Linked DNA regions of Homo sapiens: region 1 is linked to region 2. Evidence: chromatin contacts called from ENCODE POLR2A ChIA-PET data. All regions are on one chromosome and are shown on one strand. The core of a region is the stretch at or near the end of the contact, and the rest is flanking DNA. Distances in the headings are between cores, read along the strand shown.

What was found. ChIA-PET counts read pairs that join two places held with the same protein, here RNA polymerase II (POLR2A).
Region 1: POLR2A ChIA-PET joins it to region 2 with 10 read pairs in activated T-cell. The contact joins two enhancer-like sites. POLR2A ChIA-PET finds 5 or more read pairs at or near these places in 3 of 52 experiments (Caco-2, HEK293 and activated T-cell).

Annotation. Positions count from the first base shown.
Region 1 is chr20:369,865-374,653 of GRCh38, forward strand. No RefSeq gene overlaps it. Among named protein-coding and RNA genes, the nearest start is that of TRIB3, 8.5 kb to the right of the region's middle. Within about 2 kb of position 2,072, at least 23 of the 41 ENCODE cell types and tissues checked have a DNase peak (open chromatin) inside an H3K27ac peak, as active enhancers do.
Region 2 is chr20:566,247-571,642 of GRCh38, forward strand. No RefSeq gene overlaps it. Among named protein-coding and RNA genes, the nearest start is that of CSNK2A1, 25 kb to the left of the region's middle. Within about 2 kb of position 2,110, at least 3 of the 41 ENCODE cell types and tissues checked have a DNase peak (open chromatin) inside an H3K27ac peak, as active enhancers do.

The sequences.
Region 1 (4,789 bases), core at 822-3,321, 200 kb before region 2:
CACCAGTCAGCTAGTCAGCTTCCTTTTGGAGCTTTTGCATGAGCTGTTCCTCTTCCTGAAGAATTTGCCCTTCGGATAGTCTCAGGGCATCCACTGAACACTCCACTCAATACAGCCACTGCCTGCCCACCCAACACTCCTCATCTCTGTACTTACTCTTTTTTTCCCTTGCATTCGTCACCCCCTAACATGTGCTACAATGTACTTATTATGGTAATTATTTCTTGCATGTTTCTTTCTTTTTTTTTTTGAGACAGGGTCTCACTCTGTTGCCCAGTCTGGAGTGCAGCAGCATGATCTCAGCTCACTGAAATCTTGGCCTACCTGGCTCAGGCCATCCTCCCTCCTCTGCCTCCTGAGTAGCTGGGACTACAGGCACTCACCACCATGCCTGGCTAGTTGTTGTACTTTTTTGTAGAGATGAGGTTTCACCATGTTGCCTAAGCTAGTCTAAAACTCCTAGGCTCAAGTGATCCTCCCGCCTCAGCCTCCCGAAGTACTGGGATTGCGGGTGTGAGCCGCTGTGCCTGGCTGCACTTTTCCTTCTAATGGAATGTAAGCGCCACTTTTGTCTGTTATTTTCACTGTAGTATCCCTAGCCTTTGGAATGTTGCCTGGCAAGTAGTAGGTACTCAGTAAATATTTGTTGAAGAAACGGATGATTCTATAAATAGCATGGATTGATATGGGAAAGCTATGTAGGTGGATGGATGGATGCTTGTCGGATGGAGGGTAGATGAAAGAACAGCGAGAAATTCGAATGGCTAGATGGTGGGGATGCATTATAAAATAATAATTCATAGATGGAAAAGGAATGAATAGATGGGTGGAGGGATTTAATCTCTTCAACTACTATTTACTGACCACTTGCCGTGTGCCAGGCACTGTATGAGGTGCTAGAGACACTGGTGAGCCACACAGGCAAGGTGCCTGTCCTAAGGGAGCCTGTAGTTCAGTGGGTGAGGCAGACACTAAACAAATAACAAATACATACATAATTCCAATTATAGTTAAGTGTTCTGGTGGAAAAGAACAGGATGCTCTGGGAGAGAATAATATGGATAAGTGATGGAAAAATGGACAATAAATGGGTAGATGGAGATGGATAGGATCGGGGTTATTTGCCTTAAAGGGCCTGGCTTCAGGACTGGAGCTGCTTTACCTTAAAGGGCCTGTCGGACCACATGTACCATCCCACATCCCAGACCAGCTCTGCACTCAGAGACTGTCCCTCTCTCCCTGCCCTGACTCAGCACCTGCCTGGCCTATCCCCAGTGGTCCTGCCTGACTCTACCTCCAGCTCCCACCCTGCTGAGTCACAGTCAGGCTGGTCAGGGGGCTGTCCCATGTTCAGTCCAGCCCCTCAGCCTTCCTCGACCTGGGGGGGTATGGGGAGCAGCCCAGAGGGGAGGGGAGCAGGTGCCAAGCTCTTGATTCCTGTGCCTGAGCACTGCCCTGTTGAGACCAGAGAGAGAATCTATGGCTAGGGTATCTGGGGCTACAGTTGGGGTTTATCTGGGGCCTGGGGTCACACATGATGGATTAGAGCTAAATCTATCTCCAGGGTTATAACTCAATCAGGAGCTAGAATTCAAATTCAGTTTATGGATCATGTGGGGAAAAAGTGACCAAGACACCGTTCAGTTTGGGACCTGGGTCGGCGTTAGCTGTGGCTACGGCCCAGGGCTTAGTGATCACAGGTCAGACCATGTTCAAGGTTTCAGGCCAGAGTGCAGTTGAAGTGCAAAGTCAGGCAATAGGGTTCACCCTAGGACCACAGTCAAGGATCTGGGTCAGTTAGTGTCCAGGGCACTGGCCTTGTCTCCTCTTCTTTGGGAGAGAAGCCAGGTGGATGAGTTGGATCTAAATGTCCTGAGGAGCAACTTCCAGCTCAAGTTCCTTCACCCAGGCGGCCTAAGCCCTCTCAGCACTGGCCCCAAAGCCTTCCTTCATCCCTCAACTTCCTCCATCACTCCCTGACAGCCTGGCCTTGCTCAGTGTCCCTCGCAAGGCTGAACAGTCCTCATTCTGGCACCTCAGGGGACAGGGTAGGGGTGGGGACTATGGGACAGGGCTCAGTGCTGGACCCAGGAGGGCGCCTTGCGCAAGGTTTTCTGATGCAACTGGCTGAGTGCTTCAGCATTCCACCCCCACCCCCCAAGCTTTTCTCAGAAAGGCAAGGCCTGGGCAGTTATCCAGACTGAACATATAATCCCCTTCCTTCTCTGGCCTTTGATGGCTTCAGGACCTGCAGGCAAAAGGAAGGCAGGAAGGCAGGCAGGAAGGAAGGAAGGTCAGGTGACTCAGCAATGCGTCCAGCACTGGGAGCTGGCAGATCTGGGGCTCCCTCATCCTCCAGCTGAGAGGCGAGAAAGAGAATCAGGATCCCTGGAAGTTTGGAGATCCTAACCCCTTATACATACAAAGCAGCAATTATGTGCCTAAGCCCAGGGAGAGACCTGTAGCTGCCCAAGGTCAGAGGCAAGGTCAGAACCAGACCAGCTGTCTTCAGCCCATGGCTATGATCTAGCTATTTCCACTACACAGAAAGAGAGAACCCTTCACCCTTGAGGAGGACACGGGACTTCCCCAGGAACCTCCCGTCAATCCTGTTGAGGCTCCTGAAATGGTGGAATGACGTGGACTTTGGAACCACGCAGACCTGGGTTTAAATCCCAGGCCAGGCACGGTGGCTCATGACTGTAATCCCAACACTTTGGGAGGCTGAGGCAGGCAGATCACTTGTGGTCAGGAGTTTGAGACCAGCCTGGCCAACATGGTAAAACCCCATCTCTACTAAAAATACAAAAACTAGCCAGGCGTGGTGGCACACGCCTGTAATCCCAGCTACTCAGGAGGCAGAAGCGTGAGAATCGCTTGAACCCGGGAGGCGGAGGTTGCAGTGGGCTGAGATCATGCCACCGCACTCCTAGGTGAGAGTGAGACTCCGTCTCAAAAAGCCACACTGGCTAGCTGTGTAACGCTGGGCAGGTTACTTTCACTCTTTGACACTGGATTTGCTCACTTGCAAAGTGGGCGTAAATGCATCCTTAGCTCACAGGGCTGTGGTGAGGCTGACATGAGGAAGCACTGGAAGGCACAGCTTAGGCTCCACATGGGCCACTCTCAGGAAGTGTGTCCCCACCTCCCCCTTTATCCTCAGCTCTCACTGGGTGTGTTTGCTGGGGAAGGAGGTGCAGCAGCCCTGGGGCCTTGGAAATAATAATAGCCACTCACCCTCCAGTGCTTACCATGTGCTGGGAACTCTCCTAAGCGTGAACTTAACCTGTATTAGCCCATTTAACCCTCCATTTAATCCAATAACAGTTCCCAGGCCAGGCATGGTGGTGCATGCCCATAGTCCCAGCTACTCAGGAAGCTGAGGCGGGAGTATCGCTTGAGCCTGGGAGGTTGAGGCTACAGTGAGTCATGATCACCCTACTGCACTGCAGCCTGGGCAACAGAGTGAGATCTTCTCTCAAAAGAAAAGAAAAGAAAAGAGGGAAGGAAGGAAGGAAGGGAGGGAGGGAAATCCCAATGACAATAAGCAGTTCAATAACCCTACAGGAAAACACTGTCATCAATCCCACTTTATAGATAGGGCTGTGGGTCTGAGTAGCTAAGTGACTTTGTCCAAGACAGTGGACAAGAGACCACACGGATTTTGAGCCAGGCCAGCTGGCTCTGAATCCCACTGTCTCCTCCCTCCTTAAACTAGTGATGTCACTGCTCTGAGCCCTGGTTTCCTCATCTGTCTCCAGGGATAAAAATAGCAGCTTCATGGGGAAGTTTGAGGATGACACAAGATGACGTAAGGGAGGTCCCCACACAGGGCTCCACCCACAGGCATGAGAAGAGCCTTTCTCAGGAAGAATCCCAGGCCGCCCCTGGGGCAACCGCCGGGCTGGCCTTCCTGCCTCTCCTTAGGCCCAGCCTAGCGTGATCTGGATGGTGAGAGATTTCTGCAAAGCCCCCAGGGGCCTCCAGAGAAGGGAGGTGCCCGGTCTCCTAGATAAGGGCTCCCAGAGAGGATCACAGCCCTGGAGTTGCCATTCTTGAATCACCCACTGTCTTCCCCAAGTTGATTGGTCTGAATCCATGTACTTATTTTTTATATTAGTTCCATAATGTCTTCCTTCCAACCAGCTCATCTTTTACTTATTTATTTATTTATTTATTTTATTTATTTTTTTATACAGAGTCTTGCTCTGTCACCCAGGCTGAAGTGCAGTGGTATGATCTCGGCTCACGGCAATCTCTGCCTCCTGGGTTCAAGCGACTCTCATGCCTCAGCCTCCCAAGTAGCTGGGACTACAGGTGCATGCCACCACGTCCAGCTAATTTTTGTATTTTTAGCGGAGATAGGTTTTTGCCATGTTGGCCAGGCTGGTCTCAAACTCCTGACCTCAGGTGATCCACTCACCTCTGCCTCCCAAAGTGCTGGGATTACAAGCATGGACCACTGTGCTTGACCACAACCACCTCATTTTAAAAAACTTATCTAAATTTATTTAACATGGAAATTTTAAATCACTGACCTCAAATAGAAAACTACTATGATTTGCCATAAAGAAGAGGTAAGCATACAATTACATACAAAAAAAGCAGAACCAGGTTATTCCATTCCAGCTAAATCCTGTTTCTTGCTGAAGGCTCCAAGCTGAACTCTGCTGTCTCATTCTTAACAAGAGAGGTGTTAAAAACATAGAAGCTGTGAGGCCGGGCACGGTGGCTCATGCCTGTAATCCCAGCACTTTGGGAGGCCGAGCGAGTGGATCACGAGGTCAGG
Region 2 (5,396 bases), core at 860-3,359:
TTTTGTGGAAGGGGTGGGATACATTTGAGGCCAGAAAACAGAAAGCACTGGGAAGGCTGAACAGTGGCCCCTGCACCCTCTCTCAGGATGGTGCACAGAGGAGAATGGGGACTCTGGAGCCAGGCTGTTGAGTTCAATTCCCTTCTCCCACCTTTCTTCCATGTTGTGAAGTTGGGATAATAAGAGCACCAATCTCATCAGTGTTGGGGGAAAGTGAATTTCCCATCAGTAGAGCTCAGCACTGCCCGTAGTATTTGCTCAATCAACAGCAGCCTGCATTCTCTTTGCTGCCCTCTCCACTCCAGGAAATAAGTTAAGCAGGTACCTAAATGCAATCTCAGTGTTGGGCCTCGTAAAACATCTGGGACAAGACATCCTCCATTACCAGAAAAAATGCAGTCATAAAAATCTCAAGGTTGACAGGATAGTGCCCATTTTTATTTATTTATTATTATTATTATTATTTTGAGAGAAAGCCTCACTCTGTGGCCCAGGCTGGAATGCAGTGGCACGATCTTGGCTCACTGCAACCTCCACCTCCCAGGTTCAAGCGATTCTCCTGGCTCAGCCTCCCGAGTAGCTGGGATTACAGGCACCTGCCACCACGCCTGGCTAATTTTTGTATTTTTAGGAGAGACAGGGTTTCACTATGTTGGCCAGGCTGGTCTCGAGCTCCTGACCTCTAGTGATCTGCCCGCCTCGGCCACCCAAAGTGCTGGGATTATAGATGTGAGCCACCGCACCCGGCCCTGATACCCATTTTTAAAAATCACATACAATCAAAATTCAGGATATAATTTACATAAAAACAAAAGCACTCATTTTGTCCATCCCTTGCTTTGGGTTTATCTACCGGTCTTGTTGACTCCATTGCTAATATACATCCAGGTCCCATCCCATCTTCCCAACCTTTCCCAGTCTTTCATCCTTCAGCTGCACCTCTATGGCAAGGAGCCACCTCATGAACATCAGTTTCAGACTTGACAGCTGATGGCCGGGGGTGCACATGGGCTTGTGGAGACACGGTCAGGGAGCCCTGGGTCTACACCTGAGTCTGCCTGGGCCGCTGTCCGTTGTGTAATCTTCATCAGGCCACATCCTCTCTCTGAGTCTCAGTTTTCTTTTCCTTAAATTGGAGATGAAAAAGTCTGTCTCACTTGGCAGTCAAGAAGGTCCAACAGGATAACTTCATCCATGGTGAGAGAGTGGAGGAGAGGCCCCCAGGAGGAGGCAGGGATCTCATTCTGCGGGTACTGTACTTGGTTCTGGGAGTGGGATGGCAGACAAGCGTGTCACTGTCTTTGTTCTCAGAGCTTTGGTTGTGGAACGGGAATGGGAAGGTAAGGGAGGGTACCCCTGGCAGGGGCACAGCATAAACCAGGGTGTGGAGATGGGATGGCGAGGCAGGACTGCCCCAGAACTCTGTCCCCAGGGGCTGGCAGTGCTGAGAGGGACAGAGGGAGAAGCGATTGTTTATTCTCAGCCTCAGGAGGACGCAGGAGAATCTCAGGCATCAAATTTAGTGCAGCACACCTGCCTAGGCAAAACTGGACAGCTCCACCTCAACTTTGTAGAGGGGCAGAGAAAGCTGTGGGGAACCACCTTCCTGCTCTTGTCATGAAGTCCTCCTCAACTGGAAGCCCAAGCTTCAGGCCAGGAACTTCCCCAGCAGAGGCAGCCTTCCCCAGGGGGCCAAGACCTTGGCAGAATGTCTGGGGTGCTCATGGCAGCGCCTCTCACCTGGCCCCTGCCAAATCAGTTTCTGCTTGGCCTCTGCAGGATCTGACCTCGTTGAGTCCCCAGGGCCCAGTTCTCTGCCTCTGAGGCTAAAAGTGAGATCGTTTCCTGGTTGAGGAGTGACTAAAAGACTTCTGTGTGTAGAGACTGGGTTTTGCTGTGTTGGCCAGGCTGGTCTCGAACTCCTGACCCCAAGTGATTCACCTTAAGGTGAATGTGTGGCTGTGTACGCGCACGTGCAGAGCAGAACCATCACTCTGCTTGGGCTAGGCAGCTGGACTAATCGTCCATTTCCCCCCGCCCGGAGGCCTCTTCCAGGCCCCCAGCTGCCCTGATGGGCCAGGTCAGCCCCCCCCACAGGAGCCCCCAGCCGCTCCCCATTCGGCTTTCCTTGTATTGTGCGCTGCCTGGTTTCTCGAGGAAATGGGGCGGCTGCTGGGTGCGGGGGCGGCCGCCAGCAGCCCCACCCCCTTCCCCCCATTGTCACTCCTGGCTTCTGCCCCTAGCCCCTGCTGCTGACACTAAAAATAGACCTGTTCACAGGGAGACGGCCCCACCCCTGAGCGGGGCCCCAGGCTCAGTGTCAGGTTGGGTTTGCCAAGACAGAGCTGCCCTGGGGACTGAGGTGGCTCAGCTGAAAGACCGGGGTCGAAACACGTTAGGGCTGTGTGACCTTAGGTCCCCTTTTCTCCTCTCTGAGCCTCAATTTCCTCACCTTTAAAATGGGGTAAGGCTACCTACCTGCTAAGGTTGCTCTTGACAATGAACAGAAGCTGGGTGAGTCACAAGCGCACTTCGTTCTCGTCCTGCCCGTGGTTTGGTGCTGCCTGAGCGGCTTGAGAACCTGGAGGACAGATGGCATAACACACGCCTTCATCTTCAATCTGCCTTGAATGATTGCCAAGGACTTCCAAATCCCCCTAAACAGAGGAGCTGGAAGAGCCCACTTGGGAATCCAAAAGTGTCCGCAGCTCTGCTGTGTGAGCCCGGGTAGGTGCCTCCTCTCTGGCATCCATGAGCTCACACGTGAAGTATGCAGCCAGGCTGGGACTCGAACCTGTGTCTGCAGCCTCTGAAGACTGTTTTTTCCGCTTTAAGGGGCTGCCTCCATGCTGATGACTCCAAGGACTTCCTGGCTGGGATAACCCTGCCTTTTCGTCTACAAACACATGATTCATGGTGAAGGAAGATGCTGGGCGGTGGGCATGGAAGCCTGAGCTGGGGGCTGGGTAGTTCCCCTTGAGCCCATGCAGATGGGCAGCTGTCCTCAGATGCCACCCGCAGCCATTGGGTTGGGCCCTGCAAAGGAGATACTGGCATGTGTCTGTCTACCAGGCTCTTTTTTGTTGTTGTTCCTTTGTCCTTTTTTTTAAACCATGGAATATTTCAAATATGGGTCTTTCATATACATTCAAAACCTTGAACTCTTAGAATTACTTTTGTCACAGTTGCAATTTTTTTTTAAATTTTTATTTCATTTGTCTATTTATTTTTTGAGACGGAGTCTCGCTCTGTTACCCAGGTTAGAGTGCAGTGACCTGATCTTGGCTCACTGCAACCTTCGCCTCCCAGGTTCAAGCAATTCTCCTGCCTCAGCCTTCCAAGTAGCTGGGATTACAGGCACGCACCACCATGCCCAGCTAATTTTTGTATTTTTAGTAGAGACAGGGTTTTACCATGTTGGCCAGGCTGGTCTTGAACTCCTAACCTCAGGTGATCGGTCCACCTTGGCCTCCCAAAGCGCTGGGATTACAGGTGTGAGCCAGCGTGCCTGGCCTGCAATTTGATATATGTCTATGTAATTACCTATCTCCCATTAATCCTGGGCCCTAGAACAGGGACTGAGACTTTATTATTAATCCATGTATTCCCCCCCAAAACAAATACAGTACTGTTATTCTCCCACACAGACCCTGAGAGCAAGCAGACTTGTCTCTATTGTTTGTGTTTTGGGATTTGTGGGGACACCTTGTGACCCAGTTTTGTTGTAAATCTTGTCCATGGGGTTTTGGTTTTGCTACCTAATTGCTTTGCCAATTTTTATGTGGGGATTTAGAAAGATTTAAAAGCTGAGTTTTCCACTGCAGACATACCCATATTCCCGAATCTTGACTCTTTCTAAATACATATGTACATGAGAAAAAAAAAATCAGCACTCAAGGTATTCAGTGACAGGTTTCTCTCAGAACCTGGAAATGCTGGAAATGACCACTGTTGCTTAGTCGGGGCTCCTTTCTTTCTTTTTTTTTTTTTTTTGAGGCAGAGTCTTGCTCTGTCGCCTAGGCTGGAGCGCAGTGGCGCAATCTTGGCTCACTGCAACCTCTGCCTCCCGGGTTCAAGGAATTCTGCCCAAGCCTCCTGAGTAGCTGGGATTACAGGTGCATGCCATGACTCCCGGCTAATTTTCGTATTTTTAGTAGAGATGGTGTTTCACCATGTTGGCCAGGCTGGTCTCGAACTCCTGACCTAGTGATCTGCCCACCTCGGCCTCCCAAAGTGCTGGGATTACAGGCGTGAGCCACCGCACCCAGCCTGAGGCTCCTTTCTTATATTTTATGTGTATCAAGCAAACTTAGGTACCTGGTCTAGTTCTTACACAAAGAGTGTACTTCCCCACTTAAAAACGGCTACATTGGGCTGGGTGTGGTGGCTCATGCCTGTAATCCCAGCATTTTGGGAGGCTGAGGCGGGTGGATCATTTGAGGTCAGAAGTTCGAGACCAGCCTGGCCAACATGGTGAAACCCTATCTCTACTAAAAATACAAAAACATTAGCCCGGTGTGGTGGCAGATGCCTGTAATCCCAGCTACTCTGGAGGCTGAGGTGAGAGAGTCTCTCGAACCCAGGAAGCGGAGGTTGCAGTAAGCTGAGATCACAGCACTGCACTCCAGCCTGGGTGACAGAGCAAGACTCTATCTCAAATAAATAAATAAATAAATAAATAAATAAATAAAATAAAATGGCTACATTAAAAGTAGGATTTTTAGCTTTTGTTCCATAGACCTCTTCGGCATATGGTGAAGTGGGGATGGACCCCTTCTCAAAATGTGGTTTTTTTTTAATTAGTCTTTTTTTTTTTTTTTTTCAATAGAGGTGGCGTCTGACTATGATGCCTAGCCTGGTCTCCAACTCCTGGGCTCAAGTGATCCTCCTGCCTTAGCCTTCCAGACAGCAGGGATTACAGGCATGAGCTACTGCACCTGGATTTTTTTTTAATGTTTTATAAATGCATAAAATAAAATGCACGATATTACAAAGGAAACCAATTATACTGAAATGCTATTACTGCAATATAAACAAGGGTTTGTGATGCAGTGATGAGGTGAACTTCTTTATTAGTACATTAAATAACAAGATGGGGAAGCAGGTTGCAGGTCACCATGAACGTAAACAATATGTAATGTTATCTGCAACCACTGTGATATGAAATGAAAGTATCTTTGACTTCTGTTGTAACAGTCACTGCTAACCCTACCATGCTTCTTGATCCACATTCATACTTGAAGGAAATGCTGCATTTCAATTAGAGGTTAGTGAATATAAAGTTATTTTTTCCCACCTAAGTTCATGAAGTTTCTGAGTTCTAGATCAGGTAAAGAACCCCTGCTAAAAATTGTGGCTGTCCCTCACTTGATTCAACCAGTCTCTTATTGAAAAGT